Linked DNA regions of Homo sapiens: region 2 is linked to region 1. Evidence: chromatin contacts called from ENCODE POLR2A ChIA-PET data. All regions are on one chromosome and are shown on one strand. The core of a region is the stretch at or near the end of the contact, and the rest is flanking DNA. Distances in the headings are between cores, read along the strand shown. Region 1 overlaps CLSTN1 (calsyntenin 1). Region 2 overlaps NMNAT1 (nicotinamide nucleotide adenylyltransferase 1).

Region 1 (6,272 bases), core at 1,627-4,126:
TTTTTAGTAGAGATGGGGTTTCACCGTGGTCTCAATCTCCTGACCTCGTGATCTGCCTGCCTCGGCTTCCCAAAATGCTGGGATTATAGGCGTGAGCCACCGCGCCCTGCCAAAAAATCACCCTTTTAAAGTGTACAGCTCATTGAGTTTTAGAATGTTCCAAAAACCATGCACCTGCCAACCACTGTCTAACTCCAGAACATTTTCATCACCCCAAAAAGGAACCCTTGCACCAAGTGGCACTCATCCCTCAGTCTCCTTCACTCCCAAGCCCTGGCTACCACTACAGATTTCTCTATTCTGGATAATCATGTAAATGCACTGTACGGCTTTTTGTGATGGGCGTCTCCCAGCATGGTGATTTCACAGTTTACCTGTGTTAGGTGCCTAGCAGCCCCTCATTCCTTTTTTTGTTGCTGGATATTATTTCATTCTATGAGTAGATCACATTTTGTTTCTCTGTTCATCCACTGATGGACATTTGAGTTGCTTCTACTTTTTGGCTATTATGGGTCATGCTGCTGTGAACATTCCTGTACAGGTCTTTGTGTGGACATAGGTTTTCAGTCCTTTAGTATACACACAGGAGTGCAACTGATCCCCTTGACTGAAGCGTGGGGTCCTCTGCTGGAGGAGTGGGCAGCTGCATGGGGGGGAGGGAGCACCTGACCTGCAGCCGTATCCCTCCTTACCTCCCTCCCTCCTTCCTTCCCTCCCTTCCTCCCTCCCTCTCTCCCTCTCATTTCCTTCCTCTCTCTCTCCTTCCCTCCTTCGCTTCCTCCCTCTGTCCTTTCCTTCCTCTCTCCCTCCCTCTCCCTCCCTCCCTTTTCCCCTTTCTCCCTCTCTCCCTCATTCCCTCCTTCTGTTCCCCCCTCCCTCACTCCTTCCATCCCTTCTTCCCTCCTTCCCCCTTTTCCTCCCTCCCTCCCTCCCTCTTTCCCTTTCTCCTTTACTTTCTCCCTGTGTTGCTTCCTCCCTCCCTCCCTCTTCTGTTGCTTTGGTGCCACCCAACACAGAACCCCACCCCCGTGGTGCCACCCAACACAGAACCCCGCCCCCATAGTGCCACCTAACACAGAACCCCGCCCCCATGGTGTCACCCAACACAGAACCCCGCCCCCATGATGCCACCCAACACAACCCCACCCCCATGGTGCCACCCAGCACAGAACCCCACCCCCATGGTGCCACCTAACAGAACCCCGCCCCCATGATACCACCCAACACAGAACCCTGCCCCCATGGTGTCACCCAACACAGAACCCCGCCCCCATGGTGCCACCCAGCACAGAACCCCGCCCCCATGGTGCCACCCAGCACAGAACCCCGCCCCCATGGTGCCACCCAACACAGATCGCCAACCCCATGGTGCCACCCAGCACAGAACCCCACCCCCATTGTGCCGCTCAACACAGAACCCCGCCCCCCTGGTGCCGCCCAGCACAGAACCCCGCCCCCCGGTGCCGCCCAACACAGAATCCCGCCCCCATGGTGCCGCCCAACACAGAATCCCGCCCCCATGGTGCCGCCCAACATAGAACTCCGCCCCCATGGTGCCGCCCAGCACAGAACCCCGCCCCCATGATCTTGCCCAACATAGAACCCCATCCCTATGGTGCTACCGAACACAGAACCCCGCCCCCATGGTGCCGTCCAGGACAACCCCGCCCCCATGGTGCCACCCAGCACAGAACAGGACCCTATGAGACTGAGCAAGGGAGGTCAGGAACAGAGACCCTAGAGCCGAGGGACCAGTGAGTGAATCGTAGCTCTGCTACTTATTGGCTGTGTGGCCTTAGGCAAATTACTTACCCTTTCTGTGCCTCCATTTCATCATTTGTAAAAGGATAAGATGTCACAGACCTCATTAATGTCACAGACCTCATTGGTTTGGGGGAATGTTAGCTTCTTTATTCATACGTGTGAAGAGCTTTAAACAGTGGGTGGTACAGTAATTACCACCTACAGTATTTGCCGCTGCTGTTATTACTACTAATAGAATCTTTTAAAAATATTTTTTCACTTAACATTTTGTGAGAAATATTTTTTCATCTTTCTACAAAAGTCGTTATAGTGTTGCATTTTCTTACAGACTTTCTTAAGTATTTTTTGGATAAGACAGAGGCTAGACCTGGAGCCTTATTTTCATCTTAGATTGATTTGGGTGATGACATTGAGTTTAATTTCGCACCATGTTGAGGAGGAGGGTGGTGATGGTGGTGGCATCTAACGTTTATTGAGTGCCTGCAGTGTGGCAGAGGTTGCTCTGAGGGCCCGGTGTGGGTTACTTTCTCCGATTCTTTTCAGCAGGTTTTTTTTTTTTTTTTGAGATGGAGTCTTGCTCTGTTGCCCAGGCTGGAGTGCAGTGGTGCTATCTCGGCTCACTGCAACCTCCGCCTCCTGGGTTCAAGCAATTCTCCTGCCTCAGCCTCCCGAGTAGCTGGGACTACAAGTGCATGCCACCATGCCTGGCTAATTTTTTGTAATTTTTATTAGAGACGGGGTTTTACCGTGTTCCCCAGGCTGGTTACGAACTCCTGAGCTCAGGCAGTCTGCCCGCCTCGGCCTCCCAAAATGCTGGGATTACAGGCGTGAGCCACTGCGCCCAGCCTCTCTTCTCCAATCTTACGCAGTAGACATGCCCACTGTCCCTGTTCTCCAGGTGAGGAACCAGGCTCAGCGTGTCTGCCAGCTGCGTGACAGCAGGAGAAGCTACTTTGTTTTCCATTTTATCCCCAAAACCTCCGTCAGTGCCTGGAACACAGTCACTCCATAGATATTTGTAGAGGGAGGAGATGAGTTTACCCAGGATCACACAGCTCATAAGTGACAGAGCCGCCTCTGGGCCCAGCTCACTGTGTGAACATTCCAGTTCATAGTGTGATCCCACTACAAGGCATGTGTGTGTGGGTAGCCACAGGAGTTCACTTGTTAGAGCTCTGAAATGAATGCACATGCAATGCTGGGAGCTTAGTCATTGAAGCTCCTTGTAAGTCATCACTAATCAGACATTCACAATGAAGATCCAGTCTCGCCCGGATTGTTTCCTTGGGGTGAAATTCTGATACAGAGTCTTGGTATTTGTCAAGTGTTTTAGGAAATTTAAATGATTCAGTTTCTTGTTCTGCGCCTTCTCTTTAATCTGCTGAAAGCCTGAGTAGTCATGGGTCAGAAAACAATTTTTGTATTTTATTATTTATCTATTTATTTTTGAGACAGGGTCTCGCTCTGTCACCCAGGCTGGAGTGCAGTGGCGCGATCTCGGCTCACTGCAACCTCTGCCTTCCGGGTTCAAGCAATTCTCATGCCTCAGCCTCTCGAGTAGCTGGGATCACAGGCGTGCACCACCACGAGCCAGCTAATGTTTTGTATTTATAATAGAGACGGGGTTTCACCATGTTGGCCAGGCTGGTCTCGAACTCCTGGCCTCAAGTGATCCTCCGCCTTGGCCTCCTAAAGTGCTGGGATTACAGGCGTGAGCCACCGCGCCCGGCCTATTTTGTTTACATTTTATATATTTCGTGGAGAGTTACCAGCTTGAGCCTCATGTGTGGGCCACAGGGTTGGGGCCTTGAAGATGATGCATTCTGTTCTTGTCAGAAGCCGTGCCTCCTCTTCTTGTTTCCTCTTCAGAGCTCCTCCTTCTAGGAGGTGGTGGTGTTCTAGCAATCTCTTTCCTGCTTTTCCAGATTAAGTATGGATGTTTTACAAGATTGGTTGAACCATAATGATACAAATAGAATCCAAAAGAAGTTTCAGGGCAAGAATGGGAACTTAGTTTTCATTGATAGTCAGTTAGAGCCCACCGAGGAGCCCTGTGATACTCTTGTCTGTATTCTTTGTTATGAATGTGATTCACATGCCCTGAGGGTGGCCAGTGGGGTTAACTGCTGCATTTCACTGCCCAGTTTTGCTTTTTTAGCACATGTAACTGAGCTGACCTTGTGCTTGCAGCAGTGAATTGGTTGACCTGCATGAAATTGCCTTTTTTTTTTGAGACAGAGTCTCGCTGTGTCGCCCAGGCTGGAGTGCAGTGGCGCGATCTTGGCTCACTGCAACCTCCCGGGTTCAAGCGATTCTCCTGCCTCAGCCTCCTGAGTAGCTGGGATTACAGGCGCCCGCCGCCACCACGCCCGGCTAATTTTTGTATTTTTAGTAGAGGGAGGGTTCCGCTTTGTTGGCCAGGCTGGCCGCAAACTGCTGACCTCAGGTGATCCACCTGCCTCAGTCTCCCAGAGTGCTGGGATTACAGGTGGAGCAACGGCGCCTGGCCTCCATTTTTTTTTTTCTTTTTTTGAGATGGAGTCTCCGTTTCCCGGGTTCAAGTGATTTCGGCTAATTTTTGTATTTTTAGTAGAGACAGGGTTTCACCATATTGGCCAGGCTGGTCTCAAACTCTTGACCTCAAGATCCCCCTGCCTCAGCCTCCTAAAGTGCTAGGATTACAGGATTGAGCCACCGCACCAGGCCAATTTTTTCTTTTTTCTGAGATGGAGTCTCGCTCTTGTCGCCCAGGCTATAGTGCAATGACGCGATCTCAGCTCACCGCAACCTCCGCCTCCTGGGTTCAAGCGATTCTCCTGTATCAGTCTCCCGAGTAGCTGGGATTGCAGGCGCCCGCCACCACGCCCGGCTAATTTTGTATTTTTAGTAGAGATGGGGTTTCTCCATGTTGGTCAGGCTGGTCTTGAACTCCTGACCTCAGTTGATCTGCCTGCCTCCCAAAGTGCTGGGATTACAGGCCTGAGCCACTGCGCCTGGCCCAATTTTTTTAAATGTTGAAATATTAAGGTATTTGAAAAAAAAATGACATTTCACATGCTTCAGCTTAATCGAAGGCAATAATGCATTGAGTAACAATTTTAAGTAAGTAGCTGAATGTTAGGACAGGTGCTTCTTATTAACCGTGATTGACTTGAATGGACCCATTTTGGATGTAGACACCACCCAGGAAGAGTTTGGGATCAGTAATGATTAAATACTAGGTAGCTATGCTAGGTTTTCCAGAGATGATAAAAAAAAGTGTAAAAGTTGGTTCCTGTTTTCAAAGCCACTGATAATGTGGGTAAGAGGGCCAAACCAAGATTGGCAAAGGATACTAGGAAACTTGTAGTTCAGCCCCAAGTGACAGAGGCAACGATGGTGTGGGCTAAGGAGGCAAGTGCTGCAGTTTGGATGTTTGTCCCCTCCAAACCTCATGTGGAAACTTTTTTTTTTTTTTTTTTTTTTTTTTTAAAGATGGAGCCTCACTTCATCACCCAGGCTGGAATGCAGCAGCGGGATCTCAGCTCACTGCAACCTCTGCCTCAGATATTCAAGCGATTCTCCCACCTCAGCCTTCCGAGTAGCTGGGATTACAGGCCTGTGCCATCATACCTGGCTAATTTTTGTATTTTTAGTAGAGACAGGGTTTCACCATGTTACCCAGGCTGGCCTTGAACCCCAGACCTCAAGTGATCCACCTGCCTTGGCCTCCCAAAGTGTTGGGATTACAGGCATGAGCCATGGTGCCCCTAACTGAAACTTGATCCCATTGTTGGAGGTGGGGCCTAATGGGAGGTGTTTGGGTCACAGGGGGTGAATCCTTCATGAATAGATTAATGTTGTCCCTGGCTATGGGGGTGAGGTGGTGGGGTGGGGGGTAGTGGGTGAATTCTCACTCTTTTAGTTCCCACAAGAGCTCATTGCTAAAAAGAGCCTGTGGTTGCTCCTCCTCCTCCCCCACCCACCTCTCTCTCTCCCTCTCTCTCTCTCTCTCTCTCTCTTTCTTTCTCCCTCACCATGTGATTTCTACACACGATTCCCCTTGGCCTTCCGCAGTGAGTGGAAGTAGCCTGAGGCCCTCATCAGATGCAGATGCCCAACCTTGAACTTTCCAGCCATCAGAAGTGTGAACCAAAGAAACCTTTTTTCTTTATAACTTACACAGCCTCAGGTCTTCCTTTGTAGCAACACTGAATGGGCTGAGATAGCCCAGAAGTGGTTCTACAGTGGTTTACAGGGCTTGAGTCCTGTAAAGGGTGGGTGGAGTTTGCATAGGCAGTGAAGAGAGGGGAGAGGTGGGAGCAGAGGTGGGAACTGGAAGGGCCTCCCAGGGTAGGTGACCAGGTCAGCTTGTGTGGCGTGGGGTATAGAGGAGCACAGGATTGAAGTCAACTTGAGTCCACATGGTTTCCATTGCTAGGCTGAATGGATGCATGGGGTTTTCCAATGCTATGTCTGGATCACCTGGGGCCCTGGTGTAGAGTGCAGGTTCCTGAGCTCCATGCTCA
Region 2 (5,847 bases), core at 2,946-5,445, 180 kb before region 1:
ATGAGCCACCATGCCTGGCCCAAATTCCTTCTGCTATAAAATTCTTTAGTGTTATAATATTAAAGTATCGGGTTTTTCATTCAATAAATAGTCATTGATCAAGAGATGATTCTGCGTAGAAAAACAAGGACAATGGCAACTTGAAGTCAAAAAGTGATACAGGGCTGGGTCCAGTGGCTCATGCCTGTAACCCCAACACTTTGAGGCTGAGGTGGGAGGATCGTGTGAAGTCAGGAGTTCAAGACCAGCCTGGGCAACATGGTGAGACATCATCTCTACAAAAAATAGAAGAAGTTAGCTGGGCATGGTGTCATGCACCTGTAGTCCCTGCTACTTGGGAGGTTGAAGTAAGAGGGTCACTAAAGCCCAGGAGGTGGAGGGTGCAGTGAGTCATGTCATTGCACTCCAGCCTGGGTGACAGAGGGAGGCCCTATCTCCAAAAAAAAAGGACACAGAGTTGGTCTCTATTCTCAACATTCTGAAATGTGGAGAAGTTTAAGAAATATTTTAGCTAATCTATCTTAATTATATTTTCCTTTGAATGTGCTTTTAAGAGTGATGTATGGGCCGGGTGCGGTGGCTCATGCCTGTAATCCCAGCACTTTGGGAGGCCGAGGCAGGTGGATCACCTGAGATCAGGAGTTCAAGACCAGCCTGGCCAACATGGCAAAACCCCTTCTCTACTAAAAATACAAAAATTAGCTGGGCATGATGGCACGTGCCTGTAGTCCCAGCTACGATGGGGACTGTGGCAGGAGGATCGCTTGAACCTGGGAGGCGGAGGTTGCAGTGAGCCAAGATCGTGCCACTGCACTCCAGCCTGGGCAAGAGAGCAAGACTCTGTCTCAAAAAAAAAAAAAAAAAAAAAAAAAAGAGTGATATATGATTTCAGCAAAAACTATGTCCGAATTTTTTAAAATGAAAAAATAGGGCCGGGTGTGGTGGCTCATGCCTGCAATCCCAGCACTTTGGGAGGCCAAGACAGATGGATCACCTGAGGTCACGAGTTTGAGACCAGCCTGGCCAACATGGTGAAACTCTGTCTCTACTAAAAATACAAAAATTAGCTGAGCGTGGTGGCACACGCCTGTAGTCCCAGCTACTTGGGAGGCTGAGGCAGGAGAATCACTTGAACCCGGGAGGCAGAGGTTGCAGTCAGCCGAGATCATGCCACTGCATTCTAGCCTGGCAACAGAGTGAGACTCCGTCTCAAAAAAAAAAACAAAATTAGCTGGGTGTGGTGGTGCAGGCCTGTAATCCCAGCTACTCAGGAGGCTGGAGCAGGAGAATCACTTGAGCCTGGGAGGCAGAGGATGCAGTGAGCTGAGATGGCGCCACTGTACTCCAGCCTGGCAACAGAGCAAGACTCCGTCTCAAAAAAAAAAAAAAAAAGCCCGCGCACAGTGGCTCACACCTGTAATCCCATTTTGGGAGGCTGAGGTGGGTGGATCACAAGGACAGGAGATCGAGACCATCCTGGATAATGCAGTGAAACCCCGTCTCTACTAAAAATACAAAAAAAATTAGCCAGGCGTGGTGGCGGGCACCTGTAGTTCCAGCTACTCGGGAGGCTGAGGCCGGAGAATTGCTTGAACCTAGGAGGCAGAGGTTGCAGTGAGTCAAGATCACGTCACTGCACTTCCACCTGGGCGACAGAGCAAGACTCCGTCTCAAAAAAAAAAAACATGCATACAATCTATATCAAAGGAAAAATTAGTTTGCCCAGACTGGACATTTCTGTTCCACAGCAGGAAGGGAAGGAAACAAATTGCATTTAGGTTTGCATTCAAGAATCTGTTTCTAGCCGAGCGTGGTGGCTCAAATATGTTTCTAGCCGAGCGTGGTGGCTCACGCCTATAATCCCAGCACTTTGGGAGGCCAAGGTGGGCAGATCACCTGAGGTCAGGAGTTCGAGACCAGCCTGGCCAACATGGTGAAACCCTGTCTCTACTAAAAATACAAAAAATTACCCAGAAGTGGTGGTGCACACCTATAATCCCACCTACTAGGGAGGCTGAGGCAGGAGAATCACTTGAACCCAGGAGGCAGAGGTCACCGTGAGCTGAGATTGTGCCACTGCACTCCAGCCTGGGTGACAGAGTGAGACTCTGTCTTAAGAAAAAAAAACAAAAAAACAAAGAATATGTTTCTTTCTGAGATGATTAAACCTAAAAACTGATGCTGTTCCTCTGTCTTTTTAGGTTTTACTGTGCAGTTTGTTCAGATGGAGCCATTGCCACGGGCACTGAAGTGGATGTCTTCTGCATTTGGTGTGGGATCCTTCAGTTAAGGAGTCTGCACTATGGTGTTAACAGTTTTGGCAACAGACTGTGTATGTTTTTAAACAATGAATTTCTTTTTTTTTCTTTGAGACAGAGTCTCACTCTGTCACCCCAGCTGGAGTGCAGTGGCGCAATCTGTGCTTACTGCAAGCTCCGCCTCCCAGGTTCACGCCATTCTCCCGCCTCAGCCTCCCGAGTAGCTAGGACTACAGGTGCCCGCCACCATGCCCGGCTAATTTTTTGTATTTTTTTTTAGTAGAGATGGGGTTTCACTGTGTTAGCCAGGATGGTCTGGATCTCCCGACCTCGTGATCCACCCACCTCGGCCTCCCAAAGTGCTGGGATTACAGGCGTGAGCCATAAACAAAGAATTTCTAAAGGCTTATCTTAATCTGAAAGTTTGGCTGTAAATAATATGTCTTCAATATTTATTTTCTACTGACACCAAAAGAAGAGATATGTGGAGATGGAATACCTGATTAGGCACATGTCACAGTTAAAACATTTCACTGGGGAAAGTTTAAAAATTCTACAAGAGATTTTTGTTTTTGTAGGTGAATTCTACTTTACTAGAGCTTCGAAAAGTAGTTAAGATATTAATCAACAGTGAAACAGGCCGGGCACAGTGGCTCACGCCTCTAATCCCAGTACTTTGGAAGGCTGAGGCAGGCAGATCGATTGAGCCCAGGAGATGAAGACCAGCATAGGCAATGTGGAGAAACCCCATCTCTACAAAAATTACAAAAATTAGCTGGACCTGGTGGCACGTGCCTGTAGTCCCAGCTACTTGGGAGGCTGAGGCAGGAGGATCCCGTGAACCCAGGAAGTCAAGGCTCCAGTGAGCCATGCTCACACCACTGCACTTTGGCCTGGATGACAAAGCAACATCTTGCCTCAAAACAAACAAACAACAACAACAACAACAAAAAAAAACTGAAGCTGTTGGATTGGGTTTGGCACAGTATACAGCAAGACTTCTATTTCTTGCTAAATTGGCACCTTCATTTAAATCCTTGTGGCAAAACATTTTTAACACATTCTGATTAAAAGACAAAGTATTCCTCATAGCACCTTTTCTCTCTCAAATGTAGGAAACAACAACCCCTGAACTTTACTACTTGTCTGTGCTCCTGTCGGTGAGCAGCTTAACTTCTACAGGTAAGCAAGAAAACTTCCCAAGTAACCAATCCTTGTCAAAGGCTTACCAGTCCTTCGAGGCAAGTAACTACTCAACCAGCACTGTGACTGTGATGTTGCAAGGAGAATATTAAGCTCTAGTTCCTCTTTTTTTTTTTTTTTTGAAACAGAGTCTCACTTTGTTGCTTAAGCTGGAGTGCAGTGGCGTGATCTTGGCTCACTGCAACCTCCTCCTCCTGGATTAAAGCAATTCTTCTGCCTCAGCCTCCCCAGTAGCTGGAATTAAAGGTGTGTGCCACTATGCCTGGATAATTTTGGTATTTTTAGTAGAGATGGGGTTTCGCCATGTTGGCCAGGCTAGTCTTGAACTCCTGACCTCAACTGATCCACCCGTCTCAGCCTCCCAAAGTGCTGGGATTATAGCTGTGAACCACTGTGCCCACACCCTAGTTCCTCTTAAAGCAAGAGATCCAAGAAGCTAAGAAGTATGAAAAGCAAAGCAAAGAAAACGGGGGGAGGGGAGGGTTAGGATGGCATATGAAAAGCCATCCTTCTCACGTTACTTCCACTGCATTTAATGAGATCCTATTCTTTATCCTGTAGTGCTTTTGTCAGGCCTGGGGCTGATCTGGCGGGCCAGGGTGACCTGTCGAAGGCCAGATGCTAACCCAACAGTCTGAGCCATCTGGGTCCTGTTTTTCCTGTCTGAGATACTCGTCTCTACCAGGCTGGGCCTGTCCCAGCAGCACTGCCACCTATCGGCCATCACACGACCATCTCCTATCCTGCTATTTCAGCTGAACAGCAGGGCCAATAACAGGAAGCATGTCAAAATCAGTCATTTAGTAGAAAACTGCATTATGCCAGGCGTGGTGGTTCATGCCTATAATCTCAACACTTTGGGAGGCCAAGGCGGGCGGATCACTTGAGGTCAGGAGTTCGAGATCAGCCTGACCAACATGTCAAAACCCTGTCACTACTAAAAATACAAAAATTAGCCGGGCATGGTTGCAGGTGCCTGTAATCCCACCTACTTGGGAGGCTGAGGCAGGAGAATCACTTGAACCCGGGAGGCAGAGGTTGTAGTGAGCCGAGATTGCGTCACTGCCCTCCAGCCTGGGTGACAGAGCGAGACTCTGTCTCAAAAGAAAGAAAAAGAAAGCTGCATTTAAGTATTAATGAGCACTCACTGACAATGGATAAAAAGAAACAGTTCCGCTGAAATCACAGGACTGACATCATAACCCAATTCACCCCAAATAAAGATCTCCTATCAAATACTTTCACAATGATTATTGTGATTTTCTAAACCTCATTTTTTGTTCAATGAAGTTAAGTGGCATCAGCTGGGAGACTGCTATAGAAATAAGTGCTGAAAAAGAGGAAGGAAAATAGAAATCTTAGTAATGAACAAAGGTTTAGTTTCAAAAGACCCCAGTAATTCAGATTGTGTATTTAAACAAGGTCAATTTATTGCTTCTTTAAGAATGTAGTGGGGCCGGACACGGTGGCTCATGCCTGTAATCCCAGCACTTTGAGAGGCCGAGGTGGGCGAATCACTTGAAGTCAGGAGTTTGAGACTAGCCTTGCCAACATGGTGAAACTCCGTCTCCACTAAAAAAAACAAAAAAATTATATATATACACATACATATATATATATACACACACAAAAATTAGCTGGGCCTCTTGGTGTGTACCTATAATCCTAGCTACTCGGGAGGCTGAGGCAGGAGAATCGCTTGAACCCAGGAGGTGGAGGTTGCAGTGAGCAAAGATTGCACCACTGCACTCCAGCCTGGGTGACAGAGTGAAACTCCATCTCAAAAAAAAAAAAAAAAAGCAGTGGAAGATTTTAGAGTAAAAATAACCACAACCTCCCCCTTATAGATTATAACAATCTTCTGCATCATGACAGCTAATTGTTTTCTAGAGAAAATAGCTAAGTGACCTGCATTGTGTTTTGTCTTTCTCTTTTTTTTTTTTGAGACAGAGTCCTGGTCTGTTGCCCAGGCCGGAGTGCAGTGGTGTGATTTCGGCTCGCTGAAATCTCCGCCTCCAGGGTTCAAGCGATTCTGCCTCAGCCTCCCACGTAGCTGGGATTACAGGTGCCTGCCACCATGCCCGGCTAATTTTTGTATTTTTAGTAGAGATGGGGTTTCACTATGTTGGTCAGGCTGCTCTTGAACACCTGACGTCAGGTGATCCACCTGCCTCGGCCTCCCAAAGTGCTGGGATTACAGGCGTGAGCCACCATGGCCAGCCGTGTTTTGTCTTTTTACTTCAGTGTATATTTAACAATTCCGGGCCAGACACAGTGGCTGACGCCTGTAATCCCAGCATTTTGGGAGGCCAGGTGGGTGAATCACCTGAGGTCAGGAGTTCGAGACCAGCCTGGCCAACATGGTGAAACCCCGTCTCTACTAAAA

The links. ChIA-PET counts read pairs that join two places held with the same protein, here RNA polymerase II (POLR2A).
Region 2: POLR2A ChIA-PET joins it to region 1 with 13 read pairs in BJ. The contact joins two enhancer-like sites. POLR2A ChIA-PET finds 5 or more read pairs at or near these places in 7 of 52 experiments (A549, BJ, H1 and 4 more).

What each region holds. Positions count from the first base shown.
Region 1 is chr1:9,763,600-9,769,871 of GRCh38, reverse strand. All of the region lies in intron 2 of CLSTN1 (calsyntenin 1), which reads left to right. Among named protein-coding and RNA genes, the nearest start is that of CLSTN1, 57 kb to the left of the region's middle. RefSeq lists a silencer at 1,655-1,855. Within about 2 kb of position 2,876, at least 5 of the 41 ENCODE cell types and tissues checked have a DNase peak (open chromatin) inside an H3K27ac peak, as active enhancers do.
Region 2 is chr1:9,948,824-9,954,670 of GRCh38, reverse strand. The region is part of intron 1 of NMNAT1 (nicotinamide nucleotide adenylyltransferase 1); the gene reads right to left. It also overlaps the pseudogene TMEM274P. Among named protein-coding and RNA genes, the nearest start is that of NMNAT1, 8.3 kb to the right of the region's middle. Within about 2 kb of position 4,195, at least 22 of the 41 ENCODE cell types and tissues checked have a DNase peak (open chromatin) inside an H3K27ac peak, as active enhancers do.